Regions from separate parts of the Homo sapiens genome. Here region 2 is linked to region 1. Evidence: chromatin loops called from intact Hi-C (ENCODE). Cell type or tissue: prostate gland. All regions are shown on one strand. Region 1 overlaps GCNT2 (glucosaminyl (N-acetyl) transferase 2 (I blood group)). Region 2 overlaps GCNT2 (glucosaminyl (N-acetyl) transferase 2 (I blood group)).

Evidence for each region. A loop is a pair of places that touch in the nucleus more often than their neighbours do. Peaks named below come from ENCODE experiments on the same cell type or tissue, not always from the same donor. Only the 100,000 strongest peaks of a DNase experiment are listed, where the experiment ranks them.
Region 2: it touches region 1 in a loop (2.3-fold over the local background); 7 of 110 quality-filtered maps call a loop at or near these places.

What each region holds. Positions count from the first base shown.
Region 1 is chr6:10,609,767-10,617,766 of GRCh38, reverse strand. All of the region lies in intron 3 of GCNT2 (glucosaminyl (N-acetyl) transferase 2 (I blood group)), which reads right to left. Among named protein-coding and RNA genes, the nearest start is that of C6orf52, 81 kb to the left of the region's middle. In prostate gland, no CTCF peak of the experiment used is centred here; DNase peaks (open chromatin) are centred at 3,934, 4,516 and 7,301; H3K27ac peaks cover 8,000 bases.
Region 2 is chr6:10,551,694-10,559,693 of GRCh38, reverse strand. All of the region lies in intron 3 of GCNT2 (glucosaminyl (N-acetyl) transferase 2 (I blood group)), which reads right to left. Among named protein-coding and RNA genes, the nearest start is that of GCNT2, 34 kb to the right of the region's middle. RefSeq lists enhancers at 1-465, 592-1,139, 3,073-3,968. In prostate gland, no CTCF peak of the experiment used is centred here; DNase peaks (open chromatin) are centred at 993 and 3,743; H3K4me3 peaks cover 2,500 bases; H3K27ac peaks cover 4,102 bases.

The sequences.
Region 1 (8,000 bases):
AAAAAAAAAAAAAAAAGAAGAAATGCAGACTCTGGCCAGGTGCAGTGGCCCATGCCTGTGGTCCCAGCACTTTGGGAGGCTGAGGTGTCAGAGGCCTGTGAACCAGAGCAACTCCATCTTAAATAGGAGCTGGGTAAAATAAGGCTGAAACCTACTGGACCGCATTCCCAGATGGTTACGCATTCTAAGTCACGGTGAGCGATGACAGCATGCTAGCAGCCCTCGCTCGCTCTCGGCACCTCCTCGGCCTTGGCACCCACTCTGGCCCCACTTGAGGAGCCCTTCAGCCCGCGGCTGCACTGTGGGAGCCCCTTTCTGGGCTGGCCAAGGCCAGAGCCAGCTCCCTCAGCTTGCTGGGAGGTGTGGAGAGAGAGGCGCCGGCGGGAACCAGGGCTGCGCGCAGCGCTTGCCGGCCAGCGTGAGTTCCGGGTGGGCGTGGGCTGGGGGCGCCCAGCACTCGGAGAAGCCGGCCGGCCCCGCCGCCCGGGGCAGTGAGGGGCTTAGCACCTGCGCCAGCAGCTGCTGTGCTGGATTTCTCGCTGGGCCTTAGCTGCCTCCCAGCGGGGCAGGGCTCAGCACCTGCAGCCGGCCATGTCTGAGCCTCCCCCCGACCGCCATGGGCTCCTGCGCGGCCAGAGCCTCCCCAACGAGCACCCCTCCCTGCTCCATGGTGCCCAGTCCCATCGACCGCCCAAAGGCTAAGGAGTGCAGGCGCACGGAGTGGGACTGGCAGGCAGCTCCACCTGCGGCCCTGGTGCGGGATCCACTGGGTAAAGCCAGCTGGGCTCCTGAGTCTGGTGGGGACGTGGAGAACCTTTATGTCTAGCTAAGGGATTGTAAATACACCAATCAGCACTCTGTCTCTAGCTCAAGGTTTGTAAACACACCAATCAGCACCCTGTGTCTAGCTCAGGTTTTGTGAATGCACCAATTGGCACTCTGTGTCTAGTTACTCTGGTTGGGTCTTGGAGAAACTTTATGTCTAGCTAAGGGATTGTAAATACAGCAATCAGCACTCTGTATCTACCTCAAGGTTTGTAAACACACCAATCAGCACCCTGTGTCTAGCTCAGGGTTTGTGAGTGCACCAATCGGCACTCTGTATCTAGTTACTCTGGTGAGGACTTGGAGAACCTTTATGTCTAAGGGATTGTGAATGCAGCAATCGGCACTCTGTATCTAGCTCAGGGTTTGTAAATGCACCAATCAGCACTCTGTGTCTAGCTAATCTAGTGGGGAGGTGGAGAACTTTTGTGTCTAGCTCAGGGATTGTAAATGCACCAATCAGCTCTCTGTAAAACAGACCAATCAGCAGGATGTGGGTGGGGCCAGATAAGAGAATAAAAGCAGGCTGACAAAACTAACAGCGGTACCCTGTTTAGGTTGCTTTCCACACTGTGGAAGTGCTGTTCTTTTGTCCTTTGCAATAAATCTTTGTACTGCTTACTGTTTGGGTCCATACAGCCTATATGAGTGGTAACACTCACCACGAAGGTCTGCAACTTTACTCCTGAAGCCAGCAAAACCACGAACCCACTGGTAGGAACAAACAATTCCAAACGCACCGCCTTGAAAGATATAACGCTCACTGCAAAGGTCTACAGCTTCACTCCTGAGCTAGCGAGACCACGAACCCACCAGAAGGAAAAAACTCTGAACACATCCAAACATTAGAGGGAACAAACTCCAGACCCGCTGCTTTTAAGAACTGTAACACTCACTGCGAGAGTCCGCAGCTTCATTCTTGAAGTCAGTGAGACCAAGAACCCACCAATTCCAGACATAGCAGGATGAGACAGGAGTCAGCACAAAATACAGGTCATAAAGACCTTGCTGATATAAACAGTTTGCAGTAAAGGAGCCGCCCAAAACCCACCAAAACCAAAGTGGCGATGAGAGCAATCTCTGGTCGTCCTGCTACACTCCCACCACTGCCATAGCAATGTCAGGAAGTTGCCCTCTATGGTCTAAACGGGGGTAATAATCCACTCCTTGTTTAGTGTATCTTCAAGAAATAACCATAAAAATGGGCAACCAGCAGCCCTCGGGGTTGCTCTGTCTATGGAGTGGCCATTCTTTTATTCCTTTACTTTCTTAATAAACTTGCTTTCACTTTGCACTGAAGACTCACCCTGAATTCATTCTTTTGCAAGATCCAAGAACCCTCTCTTGGGGTCTGGATCGGGATCCCTTTCCTGTAACAGGCAGGTAGATCTCTTGAATCCAGGAGTTTCAGACCAGCCTGGGCAACATACAGAAATCCCATCTCTATGAAAATACAAAAATTAGCTGGGTGTTGTGATGTGCGCCTGGGGCCCCAGGTGTTCGGGAGACTGAGGTGGAAGGATCATCTGAGCATGGGAGGTCAAGGCTGCAGTGAGCCAAAATCAGGCCACTGCACTTTAGCCTGGGTAACACAGTGAGATCCTGTCTCAAAAAAGAAATTGAGACCCACGCCAGGCCTCTTGTATCAACATCCAACGTCAGCATCTTCACAAAATCCCCAGAAGATTCTTGTGTGTGATCAAGTGTGAGTAGCTCTCAGCTGTAAGCAACACTGGGAGGAGGATGCAGCTTGTCCTGGGGAGCAACAGCACTGTCCTTTTTTCCTCCCCTCCTTGACCTCTCTCCCTCAGTCTTCATCAGGTTTGTAGGTTAGTCTCTTACTAACTATTCTCACTCAAAATCTTCTCTTGTGAGTGAATCTGGTCCCTATATCCTTGGGTTAATTGTAACTAACTTGTTCCCACTGCTAGGAATATATGCATTTTAACGGATCTCTCACATCACCTCCTTGAAGGCATCAGCCCACCTGTTATAGGAAAAAGCTGCACTGAGCAGAGGACCAGTTCTCACAGTGCCTTTGACTTCATAGCACTTGGCCACCAGGAGACTCTCAACCAATGTTAAAGGAATGAACGCGCGTCCATTCCCAATGCAAGGGTGGCCCCATTGACTCAGTCAGTCTTTAGTGCTGATGGGGAGGACCGTTTAGGTTTTGTGAGGATCAGACGGGCCTGGATGCTGTCTTGATTTCCCAATAGGACATGGCAACTTAAGGTGTAATAATCTCTACTTCTCAGTACCAAAAAGCATTTCTTCTACCTTTCTTCTTTTTCTCTTTTTTTTTTTTTTTTTTTTGAGACAGAGTCTTGCTCTGTTGCCCAGGCTGGAGTCCAGTGGCATAATCTCAGCTCACTGCAACCTCCGCTTCCCAGCTTCAAGTGATTCTCCTGCTTCAGCCTTCCAAGTAGCTGGGACTAGAGGGGCGTGCCACTAACGTCCAGCTAATTTTTTGTATTTTTAGTAGAGATAGGGTTTCACCATGTTGGCCATGCTGGTCTTGAGCTGAACTCAAGTGCTCCACTCGCCCTGGCCTCCCAAAATGCTGGGATTACAGCCGTGAGCCACTGTGCCCGGCCTCTTCTACCTTCTTAGCAAGCACCAACCCATTTCAATTTGCCCTTCAATAATGACCTGGGTGATCAGCAATCATCCATTCTCCATATCTGTCCTGCTTGGTTCAACTTGCTTAGGGAAGTGAGAAAATATTCAACAAGACTTCTGGTGACAGCTCAATTTGAATACCTAGTAAGCATCACTTGGTTATTATTTTGAGGAGATAATGGCAAGCTTAAGATTGAAGACCCTGAATGTACAATGTGCTCACTGTTCAGTAAGTAATTTAATTTGGCTTGGGCTGAAAGATACATGGAGATCCCAAAGCTACCAGTCCCATCACTCTTGCCAATGTCCAGTTGCTCCTTCTCTACTCCCTAAAAGCCTCTCTATTAAGCCTGTTTCCTGCCTGCTGCCAGAGACTGATCCCAGGCTGAGCACCCTGATGGAGTAGACACTGGCCTAGGGATTAGGGAACTTCCGTTCTCATTCCAGCTTTGCCACTAACCAGCTGGGTATCCCTGGACATCATCCAACGTCTCCAAACCTCACCTCTCAAATGAAGTAGGTAAATCTGATCAGTGGCTTTTCAACCTTTTAGACTGCAACCCACAGAAAAAACACTGTATACCATCACACACACACACGTATATAAAGCAAACAAGTTTCATAAAACAATACTTGTGCTTATTACATGCGATGCACTTGTTAATTTTATGTTGTTTTCTGGTCTAGTTTCATCTTAAAAATTCTGATCAAAAACTACTAAAGTGATTTCTGTATCCTCTAATGGGACACAACTAGTATTGGAAAAATACTGGACTCGATTCTATTATTATTATATTTGCTGTTAGGATCACTATCACTATTCTTTGTCAGGACTCTGGGAGGGTAGTTATGGGGAGTATGGGTAGGACCGTACCCTTCATTCACAAGAATCCTAGCAAAGGCCTATTTTTCATTATTTCTAGGACAGGGCAAAAAAAAAAGTCAATATTATCTGAGAAAACATTTTAAACTATAAAATCCAATTCTCTCATTTGCTCTTCATAGGCTTATATAAACAGAGCATTTGAGGCAAAGTTTACAGAGTAACCAGGAATGTTTTTCTTGGGGCTCAGCCTTTCTTAGTCAAATAACTGCGTTTGTTAAACATGATTCTTTGAAATGCAAGCTTTATTTATATTGACTTGACGTTCTCATTATTCTTACACAGTTTGGTCCTCATTTTGGGAGAACTATCTGTGGTAACAAGTTCCAGAAATTGCTTATTATTTAAGCTCACATATATACTTTTTAATTTCTTAAGAAAACAAGGAATTTTGTTTTTAAATGTTAAATAGTCAATGCTGATGAGAATATATTGAAAGGGCTTTCTCACAATTCAATGGTAGTGCTGAAATTGGTTCAGCTGTAGAAAATCAATTTAGAAACATGTAGGAAAAGCCACCATAACTGCCAATTCCCTTTGACCCTTTAATATCTTCAAAATAAGCTACGGAAGGGACTTTTAAAATGCAGAAATCCGTATATGAAGATGTTCATTATGACATTACACACGATAACTGACAGCACCAGCTTTGAAGTCGGAGAGACAAGCATTGCTACCACTAACTGTATGACTCTGAACAACTATTGAATCTCTTTAAGACATGGTGTACTCGTCTTTAAAACCTCACAGGGTTTTGGGAGGGCTAAATGAGAAAAATCTGTGTACAGTGCTTTGCAATGCCTGGCATACATAACCACTAAATACATGGTTGAAAATATAATCCCTTTAATAAAATCATGGGGATAATGTTTCTGTGGAAAAGACCGCTTTTTTTACTATAATCTAAAGCAGTTTTCTCAACCTCAGCATTATCGACATTTGGACCAGGTAATTCTTTGTCGTGGGGGCTGACCTATGTCGTTTAGGATGTTTAGCAGTGTTCCCAGTCTCTTCCCACTAGATGCCAGTAGCAGGTCCCCAACCACAGATGTGACAGACCAAAATCTCTCCAGACATTGCCAAATGTCCCCTCAGGTGCAAAATCACCCCTGGTTAAGAATGATTGATCTAAAGTTAAAACAAAAACAAAGGCCGGGCGCGGTGGCTCACGCCTGTAATCTCAGCACTCTGGGAGGCTGAGAGGAGTGGATTACCTGAGGTCAGGAGTTCAAGACCAGCCTGGCCAACATGGTGAAAGCCTGTCTCTACTAAAAATACAAAAATTAGCCGGGCGTGGTGGCACACACCTGTAATCCCAGCTCCTTGGGAGGCTGAGGCAGGAGAATTGCTCCAACCCAGGAGGCAGAGGTTGCAGTGAGCCGAGATTGCACCACTGCACTTCAGCCTGGGCAACAGAGTGAGGCTCTGAATCAAAAAAACAAGCAAACAAAAAAAAAACCCCACAAAAACACCAGAATATGAAATTGTATACTATTAATAAACCATGCACAAATATTTGCATGTGAAATGTGAGTGGAGGAAATACCAGTGTTTTCCTTACTTATAAAACTTTCTTTAATGTTGTATTGCTTTTATATTTTTTACAAAAGTTTATTGATATACATCTAAGCTTTATTTGCTTCATTAATTTAGTAATTGTGCTTGTGACTAATTCTAATAATTCAATTAACTTTAACAACAAAAAAAATGGAAAATTACCAAATGGCAGGGAATTGTAGTGTTAAATAACTTGTAGCCTCTTATTCTGATTGCTAATTTGGGTCATTTTTGGAAATTCAAAGTACATAGGCCGGGCATGGTGGCTCACGCCTGTAATCCCAGCACTTTGGGAGGCCGAGGCGGGCAGACCACGAGATCAAGAGATCGAGACCATCCTGGCCAACATGGTGAAACCCCGTCTCTACTAAAAATACAAAAATTAGCCGGGCGTGGTGGCGCACACCTGTAGTCCCAGCTACTTGGGAGCCTGAGGCAGGAGAATTGCTTGAATCCGGGAGGCGGAGGTTTCAGTGAGCTGAGATCGCGTCACTGCACTCCAGCCTGCCAATAGAGCGAGACTCCGTCTCAAAAAAAAAAAAAAAGAAAGAAAGAAATTAAAAGTATATATTTGTTTCCACCCAGTACTGGTTCAATTGATCAATTGAACCAGTTCAAGTGATCAATTGATCACTTAGGATTTTTTTTTTTTTTCAAATAGACATGGCTCTCCTCTCACTATGTTGCCCAGGCTGTCAAACTCCTGGACTCAAGCAATCCTCCCACCTTGGCCTCCCAAAGTGCTGGGATTACAGGCATGAGCCATCACATTTGGCCTATTTAGGATTTTTAACACGAGAAACTTACTAAAAGAGACCCTGTTTTGTTTGATGTGGATGTTTCTAGTTTTGTAGTCCCTGAGACAGTGGTATAGCATTCTTAATATGACATCTCTGCACTCATCTCGCATAACTGCCAACAAATTCACTCCTTAGTTTAAAAGGAAAAGATGAAATGAAGAAAGGAGGAAAACCCCTGAATTTTAGAATTGAATGGATTTCAAAAATTTCCTAATGCCTCCCCCTCGTTACCAAGCTATGTGAACTACAGCCTAGAAAATTTAAGTGAATTTTCTAGGCTCTAGTTTAGGAGTGCAGATGTGCTAAAGAACTTGTTGATTTTGTTTCCAGATAATTTACTCACTTATTCAAATACTTTCTTGCATGCCTCCAACATTCCAGAGTAGATGGTGGAGGTAAAGCCATGAATGGGATATTCTTGGGGTTTTCAGCTTAATGTATCTAGAGAATTTATATTTATTAATATCTTCAGTAGCAGCCTAAATGCCTTCAAGCCAGAGTCATTCTTGGACAGTCTTCTGGTGAAGACTAGGCAATGTCAGTAAAAAGTTGAGAAACATAGGCAATCCTTGGCTCAGAGCAGTTCAGATTTCATTACAATGCTGACATGGTCCATTGGCCGCCTGCCTATGCATCTCTGCTGTTTATAATTTTTAGCTCTTGTCAAACACTCTTCTAATTATAGCAGATTTTCCTGAGGTGGTGAAGGCCTTCAGCTTCCATATTCCCAGACATGTAGCCTGAGAATGTTCCCTTCTTTGCTCCACTAAACCCTGCCATACTTCAAAATCTTTCACCTTCACGATTAACCTAATGCACTAGTTATTCCCTTCCAGCTACGACTGTTGAAATTTTGCACAGTACAGGAGTCGCCAATGGATTTCCAATCTACCAGCAGTTCTCCAAGCTGGTTGATAATAGCATTGCTCAAACACATACCTTTTGCTTTCCTTTGATGCCACAGTCCTCACTCAGGTGCTCAACATCTCTCATCAAGAAGACTGTAATTGCCTGCCAGTGGGTCTCTCTGTCTGCAGTATTTCCACCAGATGCAGTCAATACCACCAGATGGCTCTTCCTATAATCAGCACTGATCCTGTCACCCTTCTATTTGAATGGTTGACCCTGTGTCTGATTTTTCAAGCCAGCTTGAGATGCCCCACCACCACTCACCCTCCAACAAACAAGCAAACTCAGACTTGGTCTCATCCTAGACCTCTTCTGCCGCCTCTTACCACCCTTACCAGAATTCCAACTCCTCACTTCATTTCTCATTTTACATTTCTACATTTGTTCCCCTGGACCCAGCTTCA
Region 2 (8,000 bases), 58 kb after region 1:
TCTCGCCTCTAATTCCTGCAAGGGAAATGGGATGCGCTTGCCAAAGTTGATGGGCAGTACATGATCCAGGCTCACCAGCCCTTCTGCCTTTCTCTCTATAGATTCCCACTAGCAGCGTGGGAGGTCTTTACATTGTTCTAGGCATTGTGTCTTCTGCAAAGAAAGGTATGTGTAGGAATGAAAGGGGTCTTTCTACCTGGGTTCCCCATTTTGTAGCTGGAGAGATTTGAGGTCCCATGAGGTTCTATGATTTACATGGGGCCACACTGTTGCAGTGAGAAGGCAGAAGCCAGCATGCCATGGCATAAACCTACAGCAAAAAAGGTGTTCTCTCTCCTAAAAAAGAGAAGAAAAGGTAGCATTCTCTCCTCTACCCATGTAGATGTCGTTCTCTCCTATACCCATCTAGATAGCATTCTCTCCTACACCTATCCAGATATCATTCTTTTGGTCTCCCAAGAGATCAGAAAGGGGTAAGGAAAAAAGGGGAATTCTTTTTCCCTTGATTTTCTTATATTATTTGACATTGATAAAACTGACCAGGCTTCTGGCAAAATAACCACAGATATTTACATTTAATAGAAACCAAAACCCATGTTTTTCTAAAAAAAAAAAAAAAAAGCAACAATTTAGACTTTTGTTAACTTATGAAATGCCCTCATCTCAGCACAATACTTAAGGAACCACTTGACTGGGACCCAACTTTTATGAATTTTAAGGAAAGAATGAAAATAGAAAGGGAATAAATATTTAAATATGAAAATCAGCTCCTAAGTACCTAATGCTCCTCAATGATATGCGAATGGTGGAAACAACAGATCAAAGGTGAAGAGAGGATGAACCCAGGCAGAGGCAGGTGCGGAAACAGTGTGCGCAGCATACGAGTGAGCCGCATTCACCAGGAAAGTCACCCTGGGATTCAAACACCAGGCATGGTATTTTCCAGAGAATGCCGGCGTGTTTATCGCCCAGCAGGCCCTGCCCTGCAGCCTGAGAGCACCTACCAGCCTTTCGAACTTGGCAATCCCCCAACAGCCAGAACAATGATTGCTTTTCTCTTGCTATAATAATGCTGTCTAGTTCATCAGAGATCCATTTTGTATTTTTCATTGAGTCCAAAGCACGCTGTTTTCTTCAGAAGAAATCCCATCATGTTTTATACACTTTAAAAAACAATCGGTCTGGTAAATTAGTAAAGATAGGAAAATTCGGGTGAGAAAGCAAGGAGTTTCTGCTAGGATCTCATTATTTTATTTGAAATAAAATGTATTTTTAAAAATCCTACACATATAATATGGTACATGCATGAGTCCAAATATTTCTCAGCTCAACAATGTCTTAGGGAGACAGCTCTGGTGCCATAGTAAAGCTTCATGCTTTACCATTCATTCACTCACTCACTGATTTATTCATCTAATATATACTTATTGAGCATTTACTCTCTGTTCTAAGCACTGAGGAGCAGTTAATGAGATAGAAAATAACCCTGGCTTCATGGAACAAATGCAGAGGAGACCAAGAACAAACCCATGCAAATAGGTAAATATCCTAATTCCACAGGGCAATAAACTCTTTAAAAGAAAAACAGAGTGGTGTGCTGGCCAATGAGGGGGAGTATCAGAGCTGCTGACACCTGAGAGCTGAGATCTGGCTAAGGGGAAGGAGCCTGTGGAGGCCTGGAGTAGGCAGGAGGGTGGCCAAGGCAAAGATCCTGGGGTAAGAGCAAGCCTGACAAATTTAGAGGAAAGAAAGAACACCAGTGTGGACTAACAGCTATTGTGGTAAAGATGTAATAAGATGATGTGTGAAAAAGAACTTGATGGACCACCAAGTGATAGCATGGAAAGGTATTACTTAGTAGTGCTAGAACATGTGAATTATCACATAAAGAACATCATTCTGGGCTAGGCATGGTGGCTCATGGCTATAATCCCAGCATTTTGGGAGGCCAAGATGGGGAGGATAGCTTGAGCTGTGGAGTTGGAGACCAGCCTGGGCAACATAGCGAGACCCTGTCTGCACAAAATTTTTTTTAAAAATTAGCCCAGTATGGTGGTGTGCACCTGTAGTCCCAGCTACTCAGGAGACTGAAGTGGGAGGATTGCTGGAGCCCAGGAGGTCCAGGGTTCAGTGAGCCATGATGTTGCCCCTGCACTCCAGCCTGGGCCACAGAGTGAGATCCAGTCTCAAAAAAAAAAAAGAACATCTTTCTGCATTTAGAAAGGACTAGGGTGAGAACTATATATGTTCCAGTTTTCATCTTCTACTTCCTAATAAAAAGTGGCTGGTTATTCTAAAGCCCTTTCAAATACGACACATTTCTTTTGCATGAAATATGGAATTGTACGTACCTGGAATCCTATTGAGTGTCACCCAGAAATGCTCATCAGGACTGAAAGTGTCCTTGGACCACTGGAGCAAATCAACAGCCCGTGGGTCATGCAGAACAAAGTTGGCAAACTCTCTTGATAGAGCCACATAGGCAGAGCCAAAGTAAATTGTGAGATTATGGGGGGGAGGCGGTTTCAACGCTGTTGTTCTTATCACATAGGAAAGCTCTTTGCCCAGGTGCTCTTGGTGGACATATTTAGTCCGTCCAATTGCATGAGCTGGGGGCAGCACCCCTGGGGTGATATTTTTACCTTTAAATCCTTTCAGATACTGAACTATTTCCTTGTTGGTTTTCAGGGGGAAGTCTTGCCCACAGGTGTTGATAACGTACTTCCATGAGACCTCGAAGGCAGAAAGATCTCTGATGCAGTTCAGGTCAGCCTGGAGCCTGGAGATCCCTCCATAGACAACGGGTTCCATCTTGGAAGCCAGAAAAGCGTTTGGGAAGCAGCTTAATAGTTGCTCTACCGCATCTTTAAATTCAGTTGTTGCTTTTTCATCCACATGAACACAGTAGATATTTTGGGGCATGTAAATAGCCCTGAAGAGCCTTGCAAAGGTGTCAAAGTGATGATGGATGACCATTATATATGCCAAGGGAAAGTCAGCTTCTTCCTTAGATAAAGGGGCTGTGATGTAGTGGCTCTGGGTCAAGTATTCCTTGCAAGAAGACTTCTCATGGATCATTAGTTTGTTTTTCCACAGGAAACGTGTTTTTCCATTGATAAAAGATGTGCAAACTTGAGTCAGCCTCAAAGGGTCTGAGATATTTAGCCTTTGGAAGCTTGGATCTCCCCCAAAATTGAACACAGAGAAGACGATAAAAATAATTACACTAGAGACAGAAATTATGAAGAGGTAACGCATTGATAAAGGCATGCCTCAAAGAAGGGTGAAATGTCAAGAGACCGTCAAAATCTGTAAGTCTTTTTTCCAAACTCACTCGTTTCTCTGAGTTCTTATTTTGCAACATACTCCACTCACTCCTGCCCTGTTGGAGACGCTGGGAATCGATTCCGTTTCATCCCGAGAGTCCAGCTGCTGTCTCTGTCCCTGTGCCGATATTACAGCCAGATCCCGCCTCTCTCAAACCTCCTTTGTTTAAATCCCCGTGGCAGGTTGCTGAAGCCCAGCCTTCCCTCCTCCCTCTGCCTCCCCGTTTGCATCTGCTAGCTGTTTTGCTAAAACTCCGGTAACTCTCTTTCCCCCGGCAGATTTAGTTTCCCATATCTCTTTCTTTCATTTCCCATGCCACCCCCGCCCCCTGGTTACTGCCATTCAGGGAATGAGCGCAGTGAAAGCCAGAGTTGAAGTGATGAGCTCTGGCAGGCGTGCCGCTTCCTGCTAGTCCCCTAGCAGGCGGCTGGACTTGCCCTCTCTTGTTGTTCGTGGCAAGGATCCACAGCCTGGCCTCTCAGCTCTTCCAGCGCAACCCACGGGATAGAAAATAGCTTCTGTTTTCCAACGTGCTGTTTCAGGAAACGTGACACAAGTGACATCTCAAATAAAAGAAAGCCTCATCCATCCCAGCTCCATTGTAATGCTTTTTTGGCCCCACCCCACTGTTTTTCAAAACAAGAGCTTACTGGAGGAGGAGTTCCTGTCCCAGGGGGTCTGAAATTGCTGGGGCGCCTTGGGCTCCTGACTCTGAAACGAACCCCTCTCCTCTCACTTCCAGCTTCGGCTGTGGTGTTTGTCTTAGAATACTGGGGTCAAAAGAAGAAGTCGTGAGCTACATCCACTGAGTTATATGAGACCTTAGAGCTTCATGGGAAATAATTTGAATCTTGGTCACAAATGATGCTCAGACAGGGGATTTGGTGGGCATTCAGGCTTTAACCCCCCCAGAGAACGGCATCAAATGCTCAGAAGTGTCATATGCCTGCCCAGTTAAGCTTATGGACCACCTAGGAAGTGGGTGTTTTTATCCCCTATTTGTAAATATAGTGGTGTTCTGGCCAAGGAGTATGAAGCTGTTTTACTTGGAAAGTTCTCATCTTCAACTTTCCACTTTCCCACCAACTAATTTTTAATGAAATGTAGATTAATGCATTTTATTTGGTATCCTCTTAAAATGGCTTGCAAAACACCAACTTAACCATTGACTGCCTGCCCATTTCCCCTCACTATTCACCTGACCTAAACAACTCCGTGCCTCAACCCCAACACGTTCACTACCCCACCCCATGCAGAAAGAATGTCCTTTAATGCACATTTTCTTCCATTTGAAAAGTCTCTACCCTGCCATGAATGGAATTGATAGGACAACACGCGGATTCCTTGCCTTCACAATGGGCAGGAAAGCAAGTGCTACCCTCCTGGGATTCAGGGGCACCCTGAACTCCGACCAAATGACACATCATTTCCTGAGCACACTGTCGCTTCCATTCTTCTAACTTTCATTGTTTACATTTTTCATGCGTTTCCAGCTTGTACATTATTTTTCTCTCTCCCTTACCAAAGTCTCCTAAATAAACTCTCTATATAACCCACCCCTGGATTTTTAGGTCAAGTAGAAAACAATACAATGAGAAAGCAGTTCAGTCTAATTCTTAGTGTCTTCTATGGAATCGAGCAAAGAGAATGATCTAAAATTTATGATAAAGAAAAATTCAATCCTAAGTTTTTCTTCTTCTGAATAATACTTTTAAATATTAGGTTATTGTGTATTCTACTCCTAAACAAAAGAGAGTAATTCAGTATCTTCTTTGGCAAAGATTTGTGGCTTAGAATGAACATTAAAATAGTTACAGTTTGACAAAGCATTCGGTGCACATAACTTAATTTGGGCAACAGAGTCTGTTTACATTATTGTTTCCAACTGGCCAATAACATGGGGGTTTGGATTTATACAAACTTAGGAGACAGACATTAATAGCATTACTATATTAAGAAATATAGACACTAACCAAATTAGGAATGTTCGTAATACTTCCGTACTCAATCCAGTACTTCAAATGGCATTGTGTGTTGAAAAATATAGTCGATTTTCCTCCCAGCTCTTTTGTCTGTCCTTGGGCCAATTTTCTCCACTCTCAGATTCTGGTATTAAAAAATCTTGACAGGAGAACTTTAAAAAAAATCCCTTATTGCATTAGAGGAAGACTGTTACCTTTCTTTTCTAATAGGCTGTACAACCTGCTTATCCAGACACCATGCACTTTTTTGCTACTGAGACTGAACAAGTCAGCCCTCCAGGCCTGCCTTTAACTATAGCTGAGGACAAAGTTGACACTAGCCAGCCATGCCTTGTCACTCACTTTGGATAGAATTATTCCCAAACTAGCCAATTAATCAGGCTAGACATGTTAACACTCCCCTGGGGCCATCTTAGAGGCTTTCTCCATATTCCGTTCATAGTCTTTTATTTTGCAGACATTATTTGAGGTATGTTTGGTTTTTTTCCTTTGAGGCAGTGTCTGACTCTGTCACCCAGGCTGGAGTGCAGTGGCACCATCATGTCTCACTGCGGCCTTGACCTCCTGGGGTCAAGCAATCCTCCTGCCTCAGCCTCACAAGTAGCTGGGATTACAGGCATGTGCCACCACGCCCAGCTAATTTTTGTATTTGTAGAAGAGACGGGATTTCGCCACGTTGGCCAAGCTGGTCTTGAACTCTTGGGCTCAAGCGATCCGCCCACCTTGGCCTCCCAAAGTACTGGGATTACAGGCGTGAGCCACCACGCCCGGCCTATTTAATGATTTTTTTCCACTTAGGATGATATGTAGAACATAGCTCCAAAGGAAAGAGAGTATCCTTTCTTTGAAATGACAGAGGACTTAGAATCTCAATGAATTAAAAAAATAATAATCAAAGGGGGAAAAGATTGCCCTCCTCCATGTGCTCAGCATCTCTTGGCTTCCCATGTGAAGGCCAAGGTACGAAAGACCTGGGGAAAACTGTGTTGGAGGCAGATGACACTGAGAGTTTGCTACATGCCAGGCTAAGTCAACTAGTGAAGGAGGTGGAAAAGACCTTGCATGAGGCACTAAAAATCTGGGACTTCATCTCCTTGCCAGAGGAGCACACAACAGGCTTCCAGTGGAGGAGCACCTCCAGGCAGGGCGTGCCAGCTGGAGGAGGATTGTGTACACATTCCCTCCTGCATCTTTCCTCTATTTAATTGCATGTACGAATGCACACTTCATTACACCCTCATAATTGTTCTGAGACTTGTTTGTCTATTGTCAATTAACCACCATCCTTTAGTTGGGAAAGGACTTGAGGGGACACAGGTTTGAGCAGCAACACTAGACATGTAAAGTTGAATGAAAGCAAAGATGGCACTGAGAAGACTGGCTCAGAGAGAGTTTGTTAAAGTCGCGTTGAGAGGCTCAGCTGCACTGGCAGAAAAGGTTAGGTAAATGGGGTGAAACTGTACCCATTCTGAGGCTCCCTGATGGCTTTCCTTGGAAGGGTATTTTTACGTGGCTTGCTCTGTCATTGAAGAAGTCAAATGACTCAGGGATTCATTCTTAATTATAAAATACAGAGATTTGTTTTTTCCCCTGACCTAAGAGTAATACATGAAAAAGTAGAGAATGCTGGCAGTCCAATTCATTTTGGACAGCGTATTAAGTACAGTCGTCCCTGTTCCAGGGATGAGTTCCAGGACCTCTGAGGATACAAAGTCCACAAATGCATAAGTCCCTGATATAACATGATGTAGTATTTGCATATAACCTATGCACAGCCTTTCTTGTACTTTAAATCATCTCTAAATTACTTATAATACCGAATACAATGTAAATGCTATGTAAACAGTTGTTATGCTGTATTCCTTAGGGAATAATGCCAAGAAAAAAAAAAAGCCTGTACATATTCAGTACAGAAGCAACCACTCTTTTTCCCCCGCCCAAGGTCGAATCCAAGGATTCAGGATCTGGGGAAACAGAGTGCTGAGGTTGGTTGAATCCAAGGATTCAGGACCTGGGGAAACAGAGTGCTGACTGTAATTCTGCTCTGGGTGGCCAGGTGGTTTGTAAATTTTTTTTTTTTTTTTAACATGATAATGATCATGATACTAACATGAAGGAAGAAGACATTTCCAAAGCACATCTTTAACTAAAACAACAATCCTCCCGTAACAAAGACATTCTCTGGATTTGTTGGATTCCCTGGGGAAAATCCTGCTTCTCCGGGGGCCCAATCATTTTACTTTCTATACCTTTCATCTAATTAGCAACAAAAGAAATTGTTGTCTAGATCACAGAACCCAAAGCATTATTTTAAATTCTCATCTCAGGCCAGGTGCAGTAGCTCACACCTGTAATCCCAGCACTTTGGGAGGCCAAGATGGGTGGATCACCTGAGGTCAGGAGTTTGAGACCAGCCTGGCCAACATGGTGGAACCCCCATCTCTACTAAAAATACAAAAATTAGCTGGGCATGGTGGCGGGCACCTGTAATCTCAGCTACTTGGGAGGCTGAGGCAGGAGAATCGCTTGAACCTGGGAGACAGAGGTTGCAGTGAGCCGAGGTGGCGCCACTGCACTCCAGCCTGGGTGACAAGAGCGAAACTGCGTCTCAAAAGATGAATAAATAAAAAATAAAAAAAAATAGCCAGGCGCAGTGGCTCATGCCCGTAATCCCAGCACTTTGGGAGGCCA